Linked DNA regions of Mus musculus: all the other regions are linked to region 1. Evidence: chromatin contacts called from ENCODE Hi-C or POLR2A ChIA-PET data. All regions are on one chromosome and are shown on one strand. The core of a region is the stretch at or near the end of the contact, and the rest is flanking DNA. Distances in the headings are between cores, read along the strand shown.

The links. A loop is a pair of places that touch in the nucleus more often than their neighbours do. ChIA-PET counts read pairs that join two places held with the same protein, here RNA polymerase II (POLR2A).
Region 2: a loop to region 1 is called in a map of regulatory T cell, with 4 times the contacts of the local background. The contact joins the promoter of Tfpt here to the promoter of Zfp787 in region 1. A Hi-C loop is called at or near these places in 2 of 37 maps with a recorded cell type or tissue (T-helper 17 cell and regulatory T cell).
Region 3: POLR2A ChIA-PET joins it to region 1 with 12 read pairs in embryonic stem cell. The contact joins the promoter of Leng9 here to the promoter of Zfp787 in region 1. A Hi-C loop is called at or near these places in 1 of 37 maps with a recorded cell type or tissue (regulatory T cell). POLR2A ChIA-PET finds 5 or more read pairs at or near these places in 1 of 5 experiments (embryonic stem cell).

The regions. Positions count from the first base shown.
Region 1 is chr7:6,153,962-6,158,331 of GRCm38, forward strand. Zfp787 (zinc finger protein 787) reads right to left here and starts at 2,004. Exons shown (of 3, transcript NM_001013012.2): 1 at 1,884-2,004. It overlaps Gm36371 (a long non-coding RNA gene), which reads left to right and starts at 3,258. Exons shown (of 2, transcript XR_391130.2): 1 at 3,258-4,304.
Region 2 is chr7:3,627,900-3,632,269 of GRCm38, forward strand. It overlaps Tfpt (TCF3 (E2A) fusion partner), which reads right to left and starts at 2,030. Exons shown (of 6, transcript NM_001290381.1): 1 at 1,653-2,030; 2 at 929-1,187. The coding sequence starts at 1,675. Prpf31 (pre-mRNA processing factor 31) reads left to right here and starts at 2,086. Exons shown (of 14, transcript NM_027328.4): 1 at 2,086-2,157; 2 at 2,659-2,843; 3 at 2,946-3,006. The coding sequence starts at 2,667. It overlaps Gm15927 (a long non-coding RNA gene), which reads right to left. Exons shown (of 6, transcript XR_003946711.1): 5 at 4,299-4,370; 6 at 3,172-3,504.
Region 3 is chr7:4,147,750-4,152,119 of GRCm38, forward strand. Leng9 (leukocyte receptor cluster (LRC) member 9) reads right to left here and starts at 2,123. Exons shown (of 1, transcript NM_175529.3): 1 at 434-2,123. The coding sequence starts at 1,926. The coding sequence ends at 469. It overlaps Leng8 (leukocyte receptor cluster (LRC) member 8), which reads left to right. Exons shown (of 16, transcript NM_001374609.1): 16 at 1-424. It overlaps Cdc42ep5 (CDC42 effector protein (Rho GTPase binding) 5), which reads right to left. Exons shown (of 3, transcript NM_021454.4): 3 at 3,511-4,038. The coding sequence starts at 4,038. The coding sequence ends at 3,586.

The DNA.
Region 1 (4,370 bases), core at 754-3,253:
CTCTATACATTCTGCCATCTCCCATAAGTCTCAGGGTCCCCTTGTCCAAGACTCAGCATCCACGTCCTGTAGGGCCTAAAACGCTCAGGGACACTCTGGCATATCTCCCTATTGTCCTAAGCTACTGCAAAACAAGAACTACAAGAGCCTTGTCAAGTTGGCCAGTGTCACCCACCAGCAGGCCTGGCCCATGGAAACCTTGAGAACAGCCCTCCAACCCACATCCCCACCAGTGAAATTCAATGCCCTGGGGTTAGTGGAGTTTGTAGTCTTGATGGACTGGGCATAGTCAGGGAACTGTAACAGTGTAACAATTAAGTAGTGGAAACAGCCTGGGAAAGGGGGAAGTGACACATCCAAGGTCACGGAACCATAAACGAGCCAAAATTGGAACTCAGGAGCTGGCTCCAGAGACTTTTTGAACTTTTGCCTGAAAGCAAAAGTATGAAAACCCTTGCTCTGGGTGTATCACTTTAACACCTCTATTGTGTCCTCGTGAGGAATGGCATGAAATTTCTTATCTATGGCTGCAGAACTTAGGAGCTGAAGCGAGGAATTGAGCTTCAGAGCTCGTGGGCAATATTCCCAGTAGCTGCAAATCATTCTTGAATTTCACCATGGGCCAAGCCTGAGGATATACCCTTCTCTGCTCAGATGGAGAACACATGAGATAAACCAAGTCAGAATCTAATGTGAAAGTTCTCTGGGCCATGGCAGCACAGCACTCAGTGACTCCAGAGAAGCAGGAGGGGAAAGTTACCTGCACTTGACCCAAGAGGCTTAAAGCTTTCCCCAGAGCAGAGGCCAGATCTCAGCTAGATTCTCAACAACGCCAAACATGGAGCCTGAATCAGAAATTAAGGGGTTGGGGGAACCCATCAGGTCTGCGTTTTTAATAACGACCTGGGCAATAACGCCTAAGGTCGTCCTGGGTCAGGTCTCAGCTCCTGCTTTCCAACCCCAGTTCATGTTCATTTTCCTATCCTGGTGTTAAGACAGGTGTCAGTTCACTCCCCACTCACTTCTTCGTCTGTGGATCACTTTTCCGACTGACCTTTTGTAAGTGCTGGGGCACACATTCCCGGGGCTTGGGGGTCACCCTATGACCTAACTCTTGTACAGATTGGAGGTGGAGGCGGGAGGTCTGCTAAGGGGCGGGGCTCCGCGCTGGACCCAGCCCTGTGTCCGCCCAGGGGAGGAAGGCAACAGTCCAGGCGGCCCAGGACGACCCACACGGTGCTGACCTTGGCCTGGCGCTTCCCCTCCCAGGACGTGTTTCCTGCCGCCGGTCAGCACGCGCGGGGGAAATAGATGAATGAGCCTCCCGCCACCTGCATCCCGTAATTACTCGCTGGATCAAAGGCCAGCGCATGGCCCCCGAGGCAGCAACGGGCCAGGCGACTCGATTTGAGGAAGGAGAGGACTTGGGAGAACTTGGGCCGAGACTGACCATGGGCCGCCGTTTCCGGTCAGCCCAATCCAGGCGGCGGGGTCTCTCCCCACATCAAGCCTCGCCCCCGCAACAAGTCCCTGGCACTTCCGGCCATGACCGGCTGCAAGTCCAGTCCGGGTGGCCCGGACCCCACCGGTTGGATAACCCAGGTGCCTGCCGGCCCAGCACTGCCGCCGGAGTAGCGCACGCGCATTGTCCCAGGCCGCGGCGCCAATCTCTCCCGCGCGCGCGCGCGAACTCCCCGGCCGCGCGCCCGCTCACGCCCACCCCCCCCACACACACCCCTAACACGACACGCACGCGCACTAGTCCGCTCTGCCGCGCTCGCCCTCCCGCCTCCCCACCCACCCCCGTCCGAAGCCCAGCTTCCCGACGCGCTCTCATCCCAGCCACTCGGCGCACGCCCCCCTGAGCCCGCGGCCGCCCTCACCTCCGCGGCCCCGGGGCCGTCACGCCGCACTCTTCCTCTCGCCTGCCTCGCGGATGGTGGCAGCGGCGGCAGCGGCGACTCAGACCCTGGGGTCAGGGGGACGGGCGCCCAGGCCGGAAGTGACCTTCCCGGCCGCTTCCGCTCGCGCCTCTCCCTCTCCTCCCCCTCCCAGGCCGCCACCGCTACCTCGCCACTCTAGGCAGAGGAGCTCCAGGACCCCTGACCGCTACCCCCTCCGGCTCTATGGTACGGAAAGGCGCCTCGGGACGCTACTTCCGGAATTATCTAGGACCCAGGTCCTCCGTTTTGCTCTATGGCGCCTCGCTCCGAGGGGCTCGGGCCCCGCCCCCTCCCCGGACAGAAGGCTGGGCTCGACCCGTTAGGCGCACACTTCCGGGTGTCGGGGCGGCCCCCAACCCAGCCTCGTCGCTCGCGCCTGCGCGGTGAGCTGCCCGCGGCGACGCTCCCACTACTCCAGTCCTCCTGTCGTCTCTATCATCGTAACCCCTTCCGCCCCGGGGCGCTTCCAGGCCAACGCCGGTCTCAAGAAAAAATTCGGTTCACGAGATCTGGAGTTTTTCCCCAAAATGTTTCCGCTCGAGCCTCCGGTGCGGGTTGCATTTTGGGACGACCTCATCTTGAAATCGGCCTGTTTTGCAGAGAACCAGAGGTCACATTACCTTACTAAGTGACATAGCAAGAATGACCTCGAACCTTCAGAGTAGGGCTCCAAATTAAGTGTTTATGACTTATTACTCTCCTAGAAGAAAGGTCCATCACAGTTTGGAGGATGCTGATGATGAAGAAAAGGAATGAAAGGACCCTCTACAGATATCTGCTTCCAAGGCACAATTTGAAACTTGAAAGTCAATGTCAGCTTCTCTGAGACAAATGGTATCATCATCACGTAACTACCTTTACAAAAGCAGGCGTCAGGTGCTGCTGACACTTGGACTAAGTAAGGGATGGACTTTTTAAACAAACTCCTCCTGCACCAGAGAAAATCCTGGGCAGCCTAAAGAAGCAAAGCCCACAGGCAAAACGATACATGACACCTGAGGACAAGCTAAGAAAATGGAAAGCATAGCCATCTCCTTAGCAAGGTGCTCCAGAAGTCTTTGCTCAGCAGACTGTTAAGGATGTGTAGAGAGTTAGAAAATTCAAGAGGAGGCCTATGCTGAGCCCTGTAATGGAAAATGTCCAAACTGCCTGTAATTCATGTTCAAGCGCTGGACTTCCGTGGTTAGATTAAAGATAAACCAGCCAGGACCTTTCAACGGGTGATAAAGATCACAGGCTGCTTGTAACTGATCAAAAGGCTAAAGGCGAACCCACAGCAGGGGTATTAAAATGGCCCCAAAGGTAAAGAGTAAACGGAGGACAGTAAAAAAAAAAAAAAAAAAAAAAATTAACTATCCCTTCCTGGCTCAAAGCTAACAAAACTAAAAGGCAAACTGGCAGCATCAGACACAGCCACGGTAGTTACTGTTCCATCCCGAGTCCTGGGCCACACAGAGGAATTCTTAGAATGCTAAACCAAGTAATCTGAAGATACATATTTTCTCCATGGTGAGCCTCAAAGGCTCAGGGGTACACACTCACCTAGTACCCACGAAACCCTAACGGGAACAGCTTTGTGCCACTTTCAGTGACAACTACAAGGAACCAAGGCTCTGGGCACCCCAGGCTTTCTCTTGTCTCTCCAAACTTTATCTTTTTTTGTTTTTGTTTTTGTTTAAACTCTAGTAAATGTGCAATTCTGTTTTGCCCCTCCTATCTCCTTATCTCCTTTCCCACTATGACTCCACCGTGATGCTCAGGGTGTACTCCTTCTCTAACTCCAGCCAGCTATCCTCAAGTCACTTTTTGTATCTGATTTGTGTGGGATTATTTTTTTTTCCATTTCTGGGGTTTGCAGGCACTGTGTGTGTGTGTGTGTGTGTGTGTGTGTGTCCATGCATGTGCATGTAAGGTCAGAGAACAGCTATCAGGAGTTGGTTGGTCCTCTTCTATCATGTGAGTCTTGGGAGTCTAACTCCGGTTGTCAAGCTTGGCAGCAAGTACACTCTACTACCTGAGCCATTTTCCTGGCCATAGCTATTGAATCTTGTAACTCTCTGAGTTCTATGATCCATATGAATTTTATGAGCTTGCTGACTCTTCCCGATTTCAATCTAAAGCAAAGTTAAAGACTATTACCCACGCAGCCAATTCCTAGGCTATTTCTGTAATAAGTTACTTCTCCTCTTTGCTGCAGCAGAATGCCTGACCAGAGCCAATTAAGGGGAAAGGATTTACTTGAACGCACAGTTTGAAGATCCCGTCCATCATGGCATTGCAACCACAGTCAGGAAACAGACGGGTGAATGCTGGCACTCAGCTCTCCAGAAACCCCAGCCCATGGAGCAGTGCCACCCATAGGTAATGTGGGTCTTTCTATCTCAGTTACCCTAATCTAAATATCTCCCACAGTATGTTGGAGGCTTG
Region 2 (4,370 bases), core at 780-3,279, 2.5 Mb before region 1:
GTCCTCATGAAAAGGAGAAACTGAGACACTGCCCTCCACCCCAGCCCTCCTATCACCCCCCTCCACCTCCTGTCTGTGCACTAGTTTCAAACCCCTTGCCAGCTCCCATTCATCCAAAGCGCAAATTCCAAACTTCTTCTCTGGTGTTCCTGACTTACTAAGACCTACTTACATTCTGCCCATAGCTCCTTCCTCCTTCTTACTAAGGAGGTGAACTAAAGACTCACGCGATGAGTTAATCTGAGAAAAGAAGGACCCAAGTGAGGTTCAAGAGGCAGAGTAGGCAAGCCTGGAGGTGCCTTAGGTGAGAGGCTGTGAATGAAATCTGAGAGTCACCTGTGACATACCAGAGGCAGAGTATCTGATGCTGTGATGGTTATTACTGATTTTTCAACTTGACAAGATCTAAAAATCACCTAAGAGACAAGACCCTATGCATGTCTTTGGCATGTGGGTTAATTGAGGTAGGAAGATCTACTCTAAATGTGGGCAGCACCATATCATGGGCTGGAATAAACTGAATAAAAAGGGAAAGTCAAGCTGAGTGCCAGTAGTCATCTCTCCATCTCTCTGCTTCCTGCCTATGGATGCAACATCACCAACTGTCTCATGCCCCTGACACTGTGTCTTCTCTGCCGCCACAGATCCTTAAACTCCAAGTCAATGTAAGCCTTTCCCCAAGTTGCTTTTCCCAGGTCACAACAAGAAAAGTAATGAATATAAATATTCTGGAAGAGACTACTTAGGGTGCCTGGCACAGACTTAGACCCACATGGATCTGTTCACTTGTTCAAGTACAAAAGGAAAGGGAAAAAGAAGGACATGAGGAGGAGGAGGAGGCGGTATGAGGAGGGGGTGGTGTTGGCATCGGCAGCGAGGCGGCAGTTCTGGCGAGAGGACCCCCAAATGGGAATCCACACTTACCTACCTGCTCGATCTCCCGGCAGCGCCGACCTAGTGCCTGGTACTTTCTACGATTTAGTTCCCGCTGGCGACGCCTTCGACCCCGGGCTGCCTCTTCCTCTTCATCTCGCTCCCGGAGTCCTGAATCACCCAGACCACCGGACACAAATTCCACTTCTGTCTCTAGCTCACTTTCTAGGATGTGGCCACCAAACAGGGGAGGCAGAGCCAGCTCTGAGCCTGGTGGCGCTGAGAACTCTTCAAAGCCCACGGCTGCCATGGTCCTGTAGGGCCAAGAAGTTTTAGGAGCCTATATTCTGGCTCTCCAAGTCCCTCCCAGGGGGACTTAGGTCCAGGCCCCAGCCTGGAGCCCAGATCCTAGCCCTCTCCTCCATCACACCCAGCAGCCCAGACTCTAGCCCTCCTCCCTCCTACCAAGAAGCCCAGACCCTAGCCCTTCTTGGTCACTGCCAGGGATCCAGGCCCCAGTCCTCGTCCCTAACAATGAGGAATCAGACCCTAGCCTCCTCCCTCAGACTTTGGAGCCCACACTCCAATCTCCTTGCTCTCAGATCCATAAGAACAGCAAATTCCAAATCTCCCCTACGATGCTCCAGTACTGCCTCCGGTTCTCCCACAGAGATTCGAAAAGAAAGCAACTGCACGAACTTCCCCATCGTCCCTGAGAGCACTACAGCCGATCGTTGCTGTTTTTGGAGTCCCCGTTTACACAAAGCTCAGCTACTCACCCCTCTCTCTGTTCCAACTCCATTTCTCTGGTCAAGAGACACCTCAAGCCTCAGAGAGGTGGAGTCTTGCGCAAAACTACCTCTCCCATCAGGCCTTGCGACACAGGAAAACTGGGAATTAAAGTTTCCTACTCTGCCTTCGTTTGCACCCGACTCCAAATTGCGGCTTGAAGCCTTCGGTTTATCCTCTAGCGCCTGCACCGATCGTCCACGTTGTCACCTTCTTTACTCCTGTCTTGTCGCAGTGTCGACTAGCCAAAGCGAATCTCTGTTTAGCAGGCTCAATCCACGGCGACGTACGACTTCCCCTAGCCCTAGAACCCAGCACTCCCGGTCGCCGTCCCGCGAGGCGGCTGCTAATAAAGTTGTTGTCCAAACGCTGCCGGAAATGTCGTAAACGGCCAATCAAAACACAGATTTATCGGCGGCAAGTAAACGTCATCAAAGAGAGCCGAAGCTCTGGGGAAGCAGATTTCTTGGAAACGATTGTGAGAGGATCGAAGCGGTGAGTGTGATGGAGAAGAAGGGATGGCCGGAAGCCAAGCTACTGGAGGAGAAAGTGTAGCGGGCGACTTAAATCATAGTATAAATAATAATATTAAACGTATGGAGCGCCTTAGAACTAATATTCAAGACGTGAGTGGATCACAGCATAACTTTAGGCTGAAATATGGCACGTGGGCCAGACGGGTGGAATGAAAGAACTGAAGGCAGGGTGAGGGAGCAAAGAGCCGGGTTAGGCAAAGATGAATAGTTGCTCAAAGACCCAGAGGTGTGGGGAAAAGTTGCCAGGTCAGGTGGTACCTGGAGGGATGTGCTGTGTTCTGTGTGGGTAGGAACAGGAGACAACCTCCGTGAACTAAGCAAGCTGTGGAGCCTGCGTGCGGCTACAGGAGCTGATGAAGAAGAAACTTAAGGGGATCCGGGAGAAGGTGCTCCTTCTGGTGATATGAGTGGACAGGGTCAAGATGCAGTATTAGGGAACCCCATTCTCCCTTTCCCATAGGCCTTGGGATGTCTCTGGCTGATGAGCTCTTGGCTGACCTCGAGGAGGCAGCAGAAGAAGAGGAAGGAGGAAGCTATGGAGAAGAGGAGGAGGAGCCAGCAATTGAGGATGTACAGGAGGAGACCCAGCTGGATCTTTCTGGAGATTCAGTCAAGAGCATTGCCAAGCTATGGGACAGCAAGATGGTGAGGTGGCACCCTTTAAGTCAGCGTTCCTAGGGAGGAGTGGCCGGAGAGCAGTTCTTTCTGAGAGGCCTAGTTTCTGACTGTGCTCTCCTTCCTCATCAGTTTGCTGAGATCATGATGAAGATTGAGGAGTATATCAGCAAGCAAGCCAACGTGTCGGAAGGTGCCTCCCACCCTCACTTTCCTCTGCCCATTCTGACTCCCCGACTCTCTTGCTCCTTATGGTTTTATCACCAAGTGTCTCCCTCCTCAGCTTTCCTCAGAGCATTCATTCTTCTTTTTTTTTTTAAATCCAGTTACTGACCCTCTGAAAACATACTGCATTGTACCCAGACATGATATGTGTTTATATCTCACCACTTAGGAGACTGAGGCAGCAGGTACATGAATGAGTTCAAGTCCAGTCTGGTCAGAGTCAGCCTGGGTAAAACCCTGTCTCAGAAATAGGTACATTCATGGAGTTGGAGAGATAGTTAAGAGTATCTGCTGCTCTTCCAGAGGTCTTGGGTTTAGTTCTTAGCATCCACATGGGTCATAACTATCTGTAACTCCAGTTCTTGGTGATCTGACATCTTCTGCTCTCCATGGGCATTATATATATATTATGCACATCAGGCAAAACGCATACATACATTTTTTTTAGAAGAAAGTGAGACAACACCTATGTTTAAAAAAAAGGAAGAAAGAAAAATAAACATGCATATTGTACTATAAAACTGATGTGTTTTCTAATTGTGAGAAGACTTGTCTCTGGGTTCTCTGAACTATAGGACCTTTTCCACATCCACAGACAGGGTGTGTACACATGTATGTACGTATATTTTTAAATATGGAGACAAGGTTTCACTCTGAAGTTCAGACTGGCCTAGAAGTTACTAGGTAGCCTATAGTGGCCTTGAACTCTCAGCAACCATCCTTTTTCAGCCTCCTGAGTGTGAGGCAGAAGCAACCATGCCCACTCTGTAGTCCCTACAGAAGGGACTGACTAACCCTGCATTGGGTCAGGGAAGAAGTGCCCCCTGTTGGAATTTGAGTACTTGTGCTAACCCTGGGGAAGGAACAAGGGCTGTTAATTCACTGAGTGATGGGAGTCTCCCAGCCAGCTTCTACAGGGATTCCAAGTGGCAGGCAGAGAAACTTCTTGTTCCGTAAAGCCAAAGAAAGTCACAGAACGTGACTGCCTGATGTCAAGTTTGATGAATCAGGTCTGCTCATGTCAGGTGTCTTAACTAGTGGGGGAAGTGGACACAAAGCCTGTCTAGCAGAGGTGGCCCAATTCATGCAGACTGTCACCCTTCTGGGGTGGAGGTGGGGGGTTGTTTAATGCCCTCAGAGTTTTAATGACCTAAAGGGACATGTGAGGCCACATTACTCAATACCAATTTAATTGTCTATGCATAAAGTGTGGTTTCTAGAAACAGACTTAAGGAATGTCCCAGGGAGATGGAGCAGTACCTGTGAAGGCAGGAGGAGTGAAATAGCCTTGAGTGCCCGGTGGCGGCTGGGAGGATGGAGCAGAAAAGCAGA
Region 3 (4,370 bases), core at 873-3,372, 2.0 Mb before region 1:
CTCCGTGTCCCTTCCTCCCTCTGCCCCAATGTTTCTTCTGATTTTTTTTTTTTCTTTCCCTCCTGCCTCTTCCCTTCCCACTCCCTGGTTCAACACAGGTAAAATGGTTACCCTCCCTTCTTTCCTCCCCTCTGCCTTCATGGATCACCAACTCACGTCATGTTTCCTTCTCTTTTCTCTGTGTGTGTGTTTATTTAAGTTACTTTTCTTCCTTCTCCCCTTTTCTTTTTACCCCTCCCCCTTCTGCCATGTAACTGGAGGATGTGCTATGAGGTTGCAAACAGCTGGACTGTCAGGCTGCTTTTTCCCAGATGCCTCCCTGCCTCCCTCCCTCCCTCTCCCCTCCCTTCCTTCATTCTCCTTGAGCATTGAGTACAGTACATTTTGGAAGCTTGAAACCAAAATTAAAGAGAGAGAGCGAGAACCTGTTTCTGCTTGGCCTGTTTTATCCGAAATATGAAACCTCGGTCATTTCAGGGAAATTTCTACCAAGGGAAGATAGCTATGCCCTGCTCTACCCATGCGGCAAAGCCAGAGTTTACTTAGGGGCTGCCTTCCTAGCTCCTGGTTCAGGGTGTACTCAGGCTTAGGGAGGCAGACCTGGGTTCCATGTGGTACCTTAGCCAGGGTGAGGTGCGGTTGTAGTTCTGGCAGCAGCACCACTCTAAGCCCTTCGGCCTCTAGCCTCTGATTCAGTGTTTGGGCCATACCTGTCAGTGTGGGGGAGGGTGTGGCACAGAGCACATGATGGCCCAGAAGAACCAAGTCCCTGAACTGTAGCTGGGAGGGTGCCTGAAGCCCTGGTTTCAAGATGGCTCTCCGAAGAGCTCTAGCTGCTGCAGCCTCCTCCCCAGGGCCTGTCAGCCTTAGCAAGACCACTGTCAAGTGCAGGGCCTGTGCTGGTACCAGGAACTCAGCACAAGAAGGGGCAATCCGGACCAGATGCTCTTGGGCCTTGACCACCTCAGCCCTAAGCCCAGACTCTGTCACCATCAGTGCCACAAAATGTGTGGGCCGGGGCTGGCGAGGGGCCCTTCTGTCGTCAGGCCAAACACCTGGATCCCACACATTTCCCATCTCTTCAGCAGAAAGCCCTTTCGTTTCCATGCCCTGCGCCTGCCACTGTGGAAGCAATGTAGCTCTGGGCTCCTCTACTGAGCTGATCTTCACTCCTGAGAAGTTCATGCTTGGGTCTGGCATTTCTAACTCAGTGGTCCCATTCAGCCCGGTCTCTTTGGTTGGCCCATCCACTTCAGGTGTCTCCAGGCTGGAATCAAGCCCAGTTCTGGTCTCTTTGATTGCCCCACCCTCTTCGTGTGTCTCCAGGCCCGAATCAAGACCTGTTCCGGTCGGGTTTCCACCCGCCTCTGCAAGGGCATCCTGGGTATCCAGACCCTCTAAACCCACCCCTGTTTTCTCTGTGTCGGGAATTTCTGCCGTGACCTCTGTCCAATGCTCGTCCCCGCCGTCCAGCGCATCAAGGATAGTGGGTCCCCGACCAGCCACAGAGCCCGATCCAAAAATGAGGTCAGTACGGGAGGCACGGTCCCATACCAGGCGGCCGCGGAAGCGGAAGTAGCGTATGCGGTGCTGCGGCACTGCCAACACGCCAGGTCCGAGCGCTGCCAGCGGCTCGTCCCAGCAGAAGGCGCAGAATGGCTCTTCCTGCACTCCCAGGAAGCGGTCGGTGTAGCCCACCGAAAAGTCAGCAGGGTCCAGGCGCGGGTCCCAGCGGATGCGTCGGATGACGTCAGCAGCAGTACGCAGAGCCGGCTTCTTGGACCCAGCCTCCGGTTGCGTAACCACCGGGGACGGCGCCGGGGCCCCGGGATGTGGCTGACGGCAGCGCGCACCGAAGCGACAGCGGCCCTCTAGGAAGAAGCGGCAGACCGCGGGGGCCTCAGAGGAATCGGCCGAGGCCTCCATGGGCCTTCACGCACTAAGCGGTCTCTGTCTGCAGCGTTGATCTCCAACTGTGACGCCAGGAACCCCTCCCGCCTCAGGTGGAAGGAGGCCAAAGGACCAGGCAGGGCGTCAGAATGTAACACGGGCTCTGGAGCTCTAATTTCAAGTCCAGTTTATTTACGCGTACCGGGTTTGTAAGCCACTGGGAACCCCCTCTTGCCCCGCCTGAAATGATTTACATATGTCCAGCCCCTCAGGGAGTCTTAAAGAGCCTGGCCCCGCCCAACCAGCCAATTTATGTGTGCGTCAAGCTTCTCTCTGGACATCCAGGGAGTCACGTCTTATTCCATACAACTTCTCCCTTTGGGGACTTTAGCGAGACAGTTTAGCAAATACTTGACAAGTGCCCCACCGCTGTCAGGGCCCCAAGAAAGGCTTCTCCGCATCCGATTTACATATACTCCGCAGCCTGGGTGGGGGTAGGGCTTAGACAACCCCTCCGGCCGCCTCCAGATACTTTGCATCTGCTCAGCCTCTCGAGACCTCTAGGGAGCCTGGCAGGGCAGCAACTGATTTACCTGAACACCGCAGCTTCGTTGGGAGGAGAGGAGTGGGACTCAGCGGTCTTGGCCCCGCCCCCAACCGTCTTTAAAGTTTGTAGCCAGCTCCCATGCAATTGATTATCTTACATGCCACACCTCATAACGAATAAAGTGACTCCTGGTTCTGCCTCTGTCAAGTTATTTATAAATGTCTTTCCTGGGAGCCTCACCCCTTTACCTTGGCCTCACTCCACCTGATTGTTTTACACATGCTCCGCCCCTCATTGGTCTTATCCTGGACTCAACCATGGTGAAATGGTTTCTCCTGTGCCTCCTTGTAGAGGTCGGGTTTTACTCCTGTCACCAGCCTAACGTTTGAAATATACGACCCACCCTTTTGGAAACTATAAAAACCCTTACTCTACCTCTGGTTCGGTTAATTTAAATTGGTCTTATCCCTCTAGGGACCTAAGATAGCCCCGTCCCAAAACAAACCCAGAGACTAATTCTAATTGTTCCTCCCCTCTGAAAACCTTTGAGAATTTTGCTTCACCCCCCTCCCGATATAGGTTCGGGCAGTCCTGCACCTCTAGATGTTAAAATATCTGGACGTCTCAGGCTGAACTTTGTGCCCAGATTTGTAACGCAACAGCCTCCCGCAGGGCGACACACAGTTGGTGGGACCTGAAGCCCTTCCCACGGGAACCACACCCTCGTGGCTCCAAAGGCTCGCCAACCGCTTCCCTTTGCAGGGAAGCGCCGCCCAGTCAGAGTGCACCTGGAGGGAAGTGGATGGCCAGGCGACTGTGACTCTTTATGCCAGATAGCAGCTGTCACGGGTGTTGGACTTTATCCAGGTGGTAGTGAGGATCGGTCAAGGTTTGAGGGATGAATAGGACTGTGGTAGAGACTCCGCCTTTGGGGAGGGGCATTACATGAATACGTATTCAAACTCTTAAAGGAGCATCACTGACAACTTGACTTCTAGTTGGTGGCACCCCAACTAGAAGTGGCACCACCCTACTGCTTCTGTACCCTTTCCCGCGTAAAGTGAATAGACAGTCCATGGCACAAACCTCAGCCATTTATGTGTACAAAAGTGGAGTGCTGGGAGGGAGGGGTTGAGGGAATTATGACACTACAGACCGATGACGTCGTCCAGCTGGAGGTCAGCATTTGAGCAGCAGCGGGTCTTGGGGTGCTGCACTCTAGGGTGGGCATCCCCATCGGGCTTGGTGGCTGTTGTCTCGCTGCGCTCCGCGTCCATGACGCCTAACACCGCGTCCAGCATAGAGGGGCCCAGGTCCAGGTGGAAAGACAGCAGCGGGTCCGCAGGTGAAGGCACAGCCACAGGGGGCTGTGGGGCTGCAGGTGGAGCGACAGAATGTGGGGCCACAACCGGTGGGGCTCCAGGCTCGGGAGGCGGACCGCCCCCGTGGCGACTCAGGAATGAGGTGTCCCCGAAGGCGTCGCCACCGCGTCCCACGTGCAATGTGTGCCTGAAGTCTCCGAGGGGTGCTGAGATCGAGAGTGCTCCGCGATCCAGCCGCTTCTTGGGTTGTGCAGGGCCCAGCTGCTTCATTACCGGCATCTGTGGGGACATAGGCATATCAGAGCTGCCTCATCCGGGAGCCCCAACTCTGTATCCCTATCCTACATAGTCAGCCACAGAATGCTCTCATAAAACAGGGCTATGGAAGAACTATTATTCCCAGTTAACAAATGAGGAAGCAGACTGGGAGGTTCTCAAGGTCCCTCCTGCTGAACTCAGTGACATACTTAGTTTAACACGCCCATAACTGTACCTGATCTTTGCTACTTTGTGGTTGTTTTTTCACTCTTTATCACCCTCTCCCAATCCACTTCATCCCCTAACACTAATTTCTTTATTTTTTAATTAGATATTTTCTTTATTTGCAATTC